3 separate regions of the Homo sapiens genome follow, and regions 1 and 3 are each linked to region 2. Evidence: chromatin contacts called from ENCODE Hi-C data. All regions are on one chromosome and are shown on one strand. Each heading gives the region's core, a stretch centred on a gene start or an enhancer-like site at or near the end of the contact. The rest is flanking DNA. Distances are from core to core; before and after follow the strand shown. Region 1 overlaps LRRC2 (leucine rich repeat containing 2). Region 2 overlaps CDCP1 (CUB domain containing protein 1). Region 3 overlaps LOC124909489 (a long non-coding RNA gene).

Region 1 (3,250 bases), core at 315-2,814, 1.4 Mb after region 2:
AGCCTCCCAAAGTGCTGGGATTCCAGGCATGAGCCACCGCCTCCAGCCTAAAAAGGGTTTTTAAAAGTAACTCAGTCCTCAGAAACTCTATCCAGTTATTTAAATATACCATGAGCTTGCCCAAAAATGACCTGCAAATAGTGAAATCTGGCTTCTAGCCCAGGCTCTGAAGAAGTTCCTTAGTGTAATATGTAAATGATAATGATTCAGTCAGTTAATGATTCAGTCAGTGGGTCTCTCCAATTTGCAAAATAAAGGGGCAGGAGGTAAATGACCCCTTACATGTCAAAAATGGTACTTTTCAGTCATAGAAATTCTAAGGTCCTTTCTACCTTTCCAGAAACTAGGCAAGGAAACAGAAGTACTTATCCTTGTTGGGTCTAAAATTTGATTTTACCCTGCTTAGAAGCTAATAAATTTTGCCTATTCCTGTTTCATGGATACCGACAGAAGACACGAGGCTCCTGGTCCAACACAGCATACTGATGTGAGTTGCACTTACAGCTAAGTTTACCAAGCGTGATGCAGATGGCCTGGATAGATGCTATGCACATATACATCACAGCTGAGAACCCTGAGCTTGGGGAACCCACCACTTTTACAGCAAGTGGTTAGCAAGGCTGCTCTTTGCCTGGGAGCAGGTGTCTCCTCATCCCTCAAGGTTAGTACATGCATATGCATCCCCAAGATCGGCCTGGGTAAGAGGGTGGTCAGAGCCTTGTAGTCTTGACACAGCCAGCAAGACATGTATGAACACCAGAGGCTCCACAAGCCACCTGTCCCACAGGGTCTTGGCTTCTGGTAAATTTTCACATAACTATGCGAAACCACTGGTCCCAGGGCACATGTGTAAGAATGGAGCTCCATGCAGCTCCAGACCTTCACTCCTTGCACCCCAGGAAAAAGAGAAGCAATAATGATCACTGTCATTTTCATTTTAAGATAACACAACTGAATAATGACTGAGAATTATAAAATTTTGATCCATCAAAAAGACATCAGGCTGGTTACTGTGGCTCATGCCTGTAATCCCAGCACTTTGGGAAGCCGAGGCAGGCAGAGCACCTGAGGTCAGGAGTTTGAGACCAGCCTGGTCAACATGGTGAAACCCCTTCTCTACTAAAAAAAAAAATACAAAATCAGCTGGTGGCACGTGACTGTAACCCTAGCTACTTGGGAGGCTGAGGCAGGAGAATCACTTGAACCAGGGAGGCAGAGGTTGCAGTGAGCCGAGATTGTGCCATTGCACTCCAGCTGGGGCAACAAGAGCGAAACTCCGTCTCAAGGAAAAGAAAAAAAAAGACAACATAAGCTAAACTAGATTTATCAATGGACTAATGTATAAGAGCAATACATTACATTTCTAATAAGCATACTGCACGTTTATAGGTTTAAAACAAAAAGAAAATAAACACAGAGTTCCTAAATAAAATATTGCTCACTCATGAAACTTCTGGTTTCTGAGCAATTGGCAAGTGTCCTGTGTGCTGAGTTATACAGGCGAGACGCCGACCTCACCACCCAAAGGGATGCTGCAAACAAGCAGCTCTGGGGAGCCTCCAAACGGCCCTGCCCAACCACTTCCTGGGGAAGCTGGAGAGGAAACACGGTGTCTGCACAGTGTCTGTCACCTGCCTGACAGCTGCCTGCTTAACACACCAGAGGCCCGAAGACCCCTGCTAAGTTGACATACCGATTTCTGCTGGAAGATGTGAGATTTGGTTTTTTGGCAGATCCAGAATTCTCATCGCTTGAAATAACTGAATATATGTAGGAATGATTTGAATCAAGGTATTGCTTATGTACCATTCTCTCAGGTGTGTCTGCTCCTTCAATGAATCTGGGAGCTCCTAAAATAGAAAGAATGACATCAATCAGAACTAGCTCCTCCGTGTGCACAAAGCCGTGTAAAACCAAGCATTTATTTTAAAACAGGAAGTGAGAAAGCAGACACGAGAGCATAAAACTTAACCACCAGCACTCCAGCCATTTCAAAAAGAAACCAAAGACACCGCAGTTGTCGTCAACTTCACAACAGTATATTAGCCCTATTTCAAAACTGCCGTGAATTCATGATGTTATTAAAATTAAATCCTAGTGAACACAAAAAACCAGACTCACACTTAGAGCCACAATGTGTATTATTTATTTGCAACATACCAACTTAACATCCCCTAAGGTCTGTCTATACATTCGATTTCAAAATTTGTGCTTCGTTTCCCTTTGTCTGTAGTTGCTTTTAGAAATACTTGATAAACCTCTAATATTTGCTGTACCACATTTCCAAATATTCTTAAGAGTCTATGAAAGGGAAAAAGCATGAGAAAGACAGTCAGCTGGGACACCTGAGTTCCGGCCCAGGCCCTGCCATTTTCCAGTCACGCCACCTCCCTGGGTCTCCACTGCTGAAATGACATTGATGAACTCAGTGTCCAAGGCCTCCCCTAGCTCAAGTGTTCTGGGATAAAACTGTAAAGGTGTCAAGCAAGAAGCGTTTAAAGACTTTAAGGAGGCTATTTGTCCAGCTGAAGAAATCTAATTCACCGAGAGTTACCGAGCCCCCATTGCAGGTGAGGGGTGCTCAGCACTGAGGGGTGGGGCAAAGACGAGACACACAGGTCCCCTGACCTCAGAAGCTGACCACAACGCACCATCAGCAAAGTGGCTGGAGCACAGGGTGGAGGTGGGATGAGGTGTGGAAAACTCCATGGCAGTTGAAGGGGAGGTGGAGGGAGCAATGGAGTCCATAGTGATCCTTCTTTTTTGTACTTGGTACTTGTAATGTGCTTTACAACCATTGCCCTCCTGTGTGTGGGTTAAGCTGTTAACTTGCAAAAGTGCTTTCACTCTAGTATTATCTCATGCAACAGTACCATAAGATAGGCAAAGTGGGCCGGGCACAGTGGCTCACGCCTGTAATCCCAGCAATTTGGGAGGCCAAGGCGGGTGAATCACCTGAGGTCAGGAGTTCGAGACCAGCCTGGCCAACATGGTGAAACCCCATCTCTACTAAAAATACAAAAATTAGCTAGGTGTGGTGGCGTGCACTTGTAATCCCAGCTACTTGGGAGGCTGAGGAAGGAGAATCGCTTGAACCCAGGAGGCGAAGGTTGTAGTGAGCCAAAATAGCACCACTGCACTCCAGCCTGGGTGACAGAGTGAGACTCCATCTCAAAAAAAAAAAAAAAAATTGATAGGCAAAGTGAGCCCCTTTGGAAGAGGAAAGCTGAAACCCCAAAGACATTTAAGT
Region 2 (3,374 bases), core at 582-3,081:
GGTTTATATCTGAGCTGTATATTACAACTCTTGTGTTCTTTTTCTGTAATCATGAAAACGTCTAACTGTGTTATTTGTAAAAAAAATTCTTGGAGCCCTCAGTCTCTCCAAGTTGGGCTAATTCACCAGCAAGTGAAGCTGAGTCCAATCTGAGGCTACAGCCCATCTAGCTATGTTACCAATTTCTTTCTTATTCCCATTTCCCCTTCTGTCAGCTTTTTTATCCTTTATTTAAAAATTCCTGCCCCTATGATCATTATTTTAAATCAGTGCTAGACGCTAAGCAGAGCTGCATTGCCTAAGGCTAGAGATGGGGAGAGGGAATGGAGTACCAGGGGGCAAAGCAGACCGTGCAGGGTGAGGGGACTGTTTTGTATCTTGACGATAGCAGTGATTACACCTTGTATACAAATGCCAAAATTCATCAAACTGTACACTTAAAATTGATGATGTTTATTTTATGTAAGCTATACCTTAATAAAAAGAAAAAGTGTTCAAAAGATCATGTTTTCACACAAAGTAGGCATGTAATAAATTAATAAAAGAATAATCATTACCACAGTTAAAATATGGTTTAATAATATTTTGGGGGAAGCCTAGGTATATGTAATATTTTAAATCTCTTTAACTTAGATTCAGAGAAGACCAAAGCTGATCTCACCAAAATCTCTCCACTCAGTTCTTCTCTGTTGTTTGGCCAGGTTAGTACCCAAAATAATTCTGGGTATATGGCAAGGTATTCTTTTATAATGACAGTCAAAGAAAAATGTATAATCTGTATTTTTTTTTTTTTTTTTGAGACGGAATCTCACTCTGTTGCCCAGGCTGGAGTGCGGTGGCGCAACCTCGGCTCACTGCAACCTCCGCCTCCTGGGCTCAAGCTATTCTCCTGCCTCAGCCTCCCGAGTAGCTGGGACTAAAGGCATGTGCCACCACGCTCAGCTAATTTTTGTATTTTTAGTAGAGCTGGGGTTTCACCATGTTGGCCAAGCTGGTCTTGAACTCCTGACCTCAGGTGATCCACCCACCTCAGCCTCCCAAAGTGCTGGGATTACAGGCGTGAGCCATTGTGCCCAGCCAGAAAAATGTATAATCTCTTTTAGAAATTTTTTTTTGAGACAGAGTTTCCCTCTGTTGCCCAGGCCGGAGTGCAATGGCGTGATCTTGGCAACCTCTGCCTTTGGGACTCAAGTGATTCTCGTGCCTCAGTCTCCCGAGTAGCTGGGACTACAGGTGTGCCACCACGCCTGGCTAATTTTTGTATTTTGTAGTAAAGAGGGGGTTTCACCATGTTGGCTGGGCTGGTCTTGAACTCCTGGCCTCAAGTGATTTGCCCACCTCGGCCTCCCAAAGTGCTGGGATTACAGGTGTGAGCCACTGCACCTGGCCTAGAAATTCATTTTTTAAAGAATTTTGGAAATGATGTATTCATTCGACAAACATTTTCTGGGTTCATAATCTATTCTAGGGACACACTTGGTGCAAATGACTTAATGATAAAAACAGCCAGAGTCCCTGCCCTTAGGGAATTAATAGCCTAGACTAAGGGCCTACAAATGGTCTGTGATAAAGTTCTAAGCCCTAGTAGGTATAACAAGGGCTCTGGGAATCTGTACTGGTCTATGCTGAGACGTAGGGATTTTTTTTTTTTTGGTCCATGGTGAGAAGTAGGGATTCGCTTTTACTTTTTTTTCCATATGGAGAGCCCATTGTTCCAACTCTAAGCGTTGAATATACCAGTCCTTCCTTCATGAATTACTAATGCTACTTCTGTTGTTTCTATTTTTTATTTATGGTCTTTCACACAAACTCATTTTGCAATCAAGGAAGATGAAACCTTACGAGGGTTAAATGACTCACTCCTGGTAGATGTTTAACGTCTTAATATGTTTCTTTGCCCTGGCTGAGATGATCAACCCAGCACGTTCTACTGTCCAGCTGTAGTTTGTAACTATTCTTTGGTATACCAGACCAGAGAATTTGGGCTTGAGTAATCCCCCACCTGGTGTCCAGCTCATAGTTCAGAGGAAACAACTAAGCTAAAGACACATGATAGGCAAAGCTGAATTTAGCTACCTTTCCAACAGGAGGAGATGACTTATATTATAGGCTCTTTTCTAGGGTCACAGCCAAGGACACATCACTCACATGGCTGTCATTTTTAATGATCCCCCTCATCCTAACTGATAAATAAGTTAGCTAGAAGGGGTGAACAGGAGCAAGAAGATAATGATTCAACACCTTGTACATACTTGAAATGTGGACTCTCTCCTGACCCCCACCAATTCTGCCACTCTGGAGGCATTTATTTCGCTGCAATAAAAACAGTGGTAAAATCCCCACTGCTTAAGTAGAGTAACTTGTCAGCTCATTTGATCACAAATGCTTGGATCACATCTCTTTCTTTTGCCTCCCCAGGAATTTGGTATTTCATTGGTCTAATATTTCAGAAAATCATTACCCAGGTTCAGAGAAACTTAGAAATGCTCCAGATTCTGGTGTGACTTTGAGGCTTTATGGGCTGAAAGGCATCCAAGCTTTCACTAGAGCAGTGCATGGGCTCCTGGGCTTAGGGCATTTGGAAAAGCTTACAAGGCACAGGCTTGGGCTCCTGAGTCACACACAGCTCTTTTCTTCAGCTCTCCTGCCTCCTGACCTCTCCTTATTAGGACACCTTTGTGAGCATCTGCCTCACCAGCTCCTTCCTGGGCAGGCAGGGTTGGGGGAAGAATTTCCATTTGTTTTAATCATCATTCATGATTCACCATTCATTAATCACCATATCACACATCCCTGTTATTTCTTCTCCCTGCCATCCTATTTCTTTGCAATTCTCGATTCTAGTAAGGGAAACTAATGTAGGGGAGGGAATTCCAGGTGATAAACACCGGAAGTCATTTTTCTCCCAGATCTGTCAAATACAGTTTAAAAGACTGGCAAAATAACTGGCAACCCGTCTAAAATTTGTAGACGAATTGGAACAAGTTGCCTCAATTCTGGGTGTGGTTGCCTGTGGGACTCGGCTCTCATTCACCTTCTCTGTCCAAGGAAGATGGACTGAGCAGCTCCCAGCCAGGGCTGGGCTCAGCCTAGGCACCAGGAGATACATATTAAGATGCATGGTGCCCTGGAGGAGTGCCCAGGATGCCAAGGGAGGCAGACTCAGAAACCAAGAAGTTTGTGGCTGCTCAGTCACGGCTTGCATGTGAGTCAGGTTCCACTTATGGCCAAAATAGCCCTGTCCTCTCTTAGGAAGAGGTCACATTGCAGACCAACATTCCATTCTCAACAAGTCCAGCAGCTGGTGTTTCCTCCATCCATGGAGCAGATCCCTGCTTTTCAGACTGAGCATCAGATAAGTCGTGATATGCTTT
Region 3 (3,620 bases), core at 962-3,461, 1.1 Mb before region 2:
TCCTACAGACTAGAACATGCAGAGAATTCCAGTAATTTCCAACCCATAAACCTCACCACCCTGTAGCCAACATGCAAACCTCCCTTCTTAGTGTCACCGAAGCATGCCACTCAGAATGGCAGATGGCAGGTCATTCCAACCAATAGGCGTGGGTTTCTGGGCCAGAAACTCTGAGGAATATGCTGCCTTTTCCTTAATGGCTATAAGGACAGGGGAAACCAGAGAAGTCGTTTTTGTGGTATTTCATGAGCATGCACGGTGCTGTTATTTTCCTGGTTTTAACATAATAGGACTTGTTGCTTTATGTTTTCATATATTCTTCTTGAGAAATCAAAGTCATTCTTTGTATACAGTGGTTTCCATTGAAACATTATCCAGCACACATTTCTAGACATCTGTAGTCAGTTTCTCAAGGTAGTGTTCAGTTATGATACCCATAAAAAGTGAGACCCCTTTAACTTGGTTCTCTCCAAAGCTTAAACTCATATTGTTCACTATAACAGATGTCCACAGAGTGTGCACCATGTCCAGATAGCTGTGCTCAGCACTGGATTAATTCTGATCAATTAAAAGGTGATTCTGCCCCATTATTAATGATTTAGAATTTGATATCTTCATATAGAAGAACAAAGATTATATTTTAACCTATCTTAGCAGATACATTATTTTTGGGTATTTTCTTTTTTCACATTGGTAATCTTTTTTTTTCTTTTCAAATCCAGTCATGCTTTAAAAAAGTAAGGAAGGAGGCCAGGAGCAGTGGCTCACGCCTGTAATCCCAACACTTTGGGAGGCCAAGGTGGGCGGATCACCTGTTAGGTCAGGAGATTGAGACCATCCTGGCTAACACGGTGAAGCCCCGTCTCTACTGAAACCCCGTCTCTACTAAAAATACAAAAAATTAGCTGGGCGTGGTGGTGGGTACCTGTAGTCCCAGCTGCTCTGGAGGCTGAGGCAGGAGAACGGCGTGAACCCAGGAGGCGGAGCTTGCAGTGACCTGAGATCTGGCCACTGCACTCCAGCCTGGGCGACAGAGCGAGACTCCATCTCAAAAAAAAAAAAAAGTAAGGAAGGAGACTCTGTGTCCTACTTAAAACCACCTCTAGTTTCCTCACTGCCTGCAGGGTAGAATGAAAATGCCTTAGCTTGCGTGGTGCTTCCCAGGCAGGCAACCTTTTCCTTTGGGCCTAAGCACTTTGGACTTGTCACCCTTCCCAGTCACACTGTGCTTCTGTGCACCCCACGAGCTGATTGCTGTGCTGGGAATGGCCCTCCAGCCCCAGCTGCACAGGCTGACCAGTTCCCTCACCCATCACTACCTGGCCCCAAGGGCCAGGCCCCCACCGAAACCTTTCTGCACCCATGTTAAGCATTCCTCCACAACCTCCTGCAACGTGTTCAGACCCTCGTGAGAGCACCCTAGGTTGATGTTCTCTGCTCACCTTCTTTTTTTCTCACTGGTCTGTGAGCTCTTTGAAGTTAGAAGGCATCATTACTTTCATCTGTCTTTCCAGCATCTAGTAAAAATAAATAAATAAATAAAGCCTCTAAAACAAACCACTAGAACATATAGGCTTACGTCTGTACCTCAATAATGAACTCCAGGCTATCAAGTGATCATTCGTTTGCTCATTCATTCTTCAGCAGAGGGACTGTGTTCTTGCTTTCTGCTAGCACTGGATGTTAGATGAGGTGCTGGGAACCCCAGACACTCTTAGAGCTTCTACTTGGCAAAGATGGAATTGAAGGTTAACAGACATTTTATGAGACTTGGTTTTGGAGTCACATTAGTTTAGGGTTGATTATTTTTTAAACTTCTAATCTCCCCAGAATTGAACTTAATGAGCTATCCCCTGTCACTCAGAACTTGTTTGGAGGAACTAGAAAACCATGCAGATTCTCAGCATTTTTTATTCACGATTTTAAAGGCAAATCTGGATGTGGCATTACACCGAGGTGTTTTTAGCTTTCCTGAATGTCCTAATTGACATCAAATTTTTATGAAAACATTCCAAAACCTATGATTATTATTACTCTGACCACTGTTTATATTTGAGTGCTGAGCAGAAAAAGAAGAATCACCAAAGCTTTTCTATTTAGTCATCTTCTAGACAAACCATATGAAAAAATAGGGAAGTGCTTCATTCGCAGAGGTTCCTTGGCCCTCAGCCAACTGTGAAGTCCCCAGTCACAGCCACCCTGAGCCTCTCTGTGGGAAGGGACTTTCAGCCCAGGAAAGAATGAGTTCCTGCTGGTGACCTGCCAGGTGCAGATGGTTGAGTCCACTGTACACATCTGGTTGGGGGTTTCCAAGGTGCTGGCTGGTGGAGCCCTTATGCATGCGAGGGGGTGAATGGTGGAGATTTCTGGATCCCTGCCCAGGAAGCCTCCCAGGTAGCAAATTAACATCAGCCATATTATGCTGGCCACTTTTTTCTCTCTGGTGTTTAAACTCTAGATCTCCAAAGTCAGGCACACACAAGATAACCCAGTGTGGTACAGGAAAAATACAGACCATTGGACTAGAACAGTTCCATTCTCATACATTTGATAATGGACTTAACATGTAAGTATACATGCACCCACTTTATGAATAAATATGCGTAAGTCTGTGTTATGATTAGTCTCTTTTACCATTGAGGTCATGTGCTCAAACAAGTTTAGAGACTCCTTTGTTAGCCAGTCACCATTAATATAGAACAGAAAAGATTAATTTTTGGTGGAATGGATGAAAATATTAAGAGGTTTCAAACTAAGTATCAATTTTATAATCAATTGTAGAGATTCCTTTGTTAGCCAGTCACCATTAATATAGAACAGAGAAGATTAATTTTTGGTGGAATGGATGAAAATGTTAAGAGGGCTTCAAACTAAGTATCAATTTTACAATCAAGTATGATAATCTTCCTTGCAGCATTGTATGGTATGTTGGTGTGAACTTGGTAGCCCTTGGGTTATTTCCTGCAGAAGTCTAAGGGTGTGAGATGTAACATTTTCCGTATATTGTTAGCCTCTGTATGTGCATAATAGAGTGAAGAACTTCCTGAAGGGGGTACAACACAGCTAGTGTTATCATTCTATATCCAAAAATGGCAGAGGGAGAAAGTCAAAGGGACCACCATTAATATTTTGCTGTTTCAGTATTCTTTCTATAAGTATTTGCATACATTTTTGGTTTACTAAATTATGATTATGTTGAACAGTGTTTTATAATCCAGTTTTTTTCACTGTGTATTTTTCCTTGTCAAAGGGTGAGAATAAGACAATAGATTCATGATTGTGAAGGTCATTTTCGGTGGTTCGACCTCTTAGTTCTGAGACTCAGCCCCTGGAAAGTCTGCCCTTGTTGCTTGCACTTGCTTTGTAAATCCAAAAACCCAACTGCTTTGCAGGCAGAACTACAGCCTCCACATGCACCATGATTCAGGTAGACCAGGAGTGCCTTCTCCTTTCTGTACTAAAAACACCTGAGAAAACCATATTGAGAGGAGAAGGCTTTGAAAGATGCATAGACTTGACCTGAACCTGGAAGTCCTCCCAGCCAGGTGGGACCTTAGGATCCCCAGGCTGAGCTGTAACCAGCTGTGCCAAGCAATGACCTACTTCTTCCAGTTCCAAGT

What was found. Hi-C counts contacts between places; a loop is a spot of excess contacts on that map. Pooled maps may share reads with other maps.
Region 1: a loop to region 2 is called in a map with no recorded cell type, with 10 times the contacts of the local background. The contact joins two enhancer-like sites. A Hi-C loop is called at or near these places in 2 of 37 single-sample maps with no recorded cell type and 3 of 50 pooled maps.
Region 3: a loop to region 2 is called in a map with no recorded cell type, with 11 times the contacts of the local background. The contact joins two enhancer-like sites. A Hi-C loop is called at or near these places in 2 of 37 single-sample maps with no recorded cell type.

What each region holds. Positions count from the first base shown.
Region 1 is chr3:46,537,352-46,540,601 of GRCh38, forward strand. It overlaps LRRC2 (leucine rich repeat containing 2), which reads right to left. Exons shown (of 9, transcript NM_024512.5): 4 at 1,694-1,850. Among named protein-coding and RNA genes, the nearest start is that of LRRC2-AS1, 18 kb to the right of the region's middle. RefSeq lists an enhancer at 1,711-1,770. Within about 2 kb of position 1,565, at least 16 of the 41 ENCODE cell types and tissues checked have a DNase peak (open chromatin) inside an H3K27ac peak, as active enhancers do.
Region 2 is chr3:45,121,365-45,124,738 of GRCh38, forward strand. All of the region lies in intron 1 of CDCP1 (CUB domain containing protein 1), which reads right to left. Among named protein-coding and RNA genes, the nearest start is that of CDCP1, 23 kb to the right of the region's middle. RefSeq lists enhancers at 2,613-3,114, 3,115-3,374. Within about 2 kb of position 1,832, at least 10 of the 41 ENCODE cell types and tissues checked have a DNase peak (open chromatin) inside an H3K27ac peak, as active enhancers do.
Region 3 is chr3:44,043,825-44,047,444 of GRCh38, forward strand. All of the region lies in intron 2 of LOC124909489 (a long non-coding RNA gene), which reads left to right. Among named protein-coding and RNA genes, the nearest start is that of MIR138-1, 69 kb to the right of the region's middle. RefSeq lists an enhancer at 2,159-2,398. Within about 2 kb of position 2,212, at least 5 of the 41 ENCODE cell types and tissues checked have a DNase peak (open chromatin) inside an H3K27ac peak, as active enhancers do.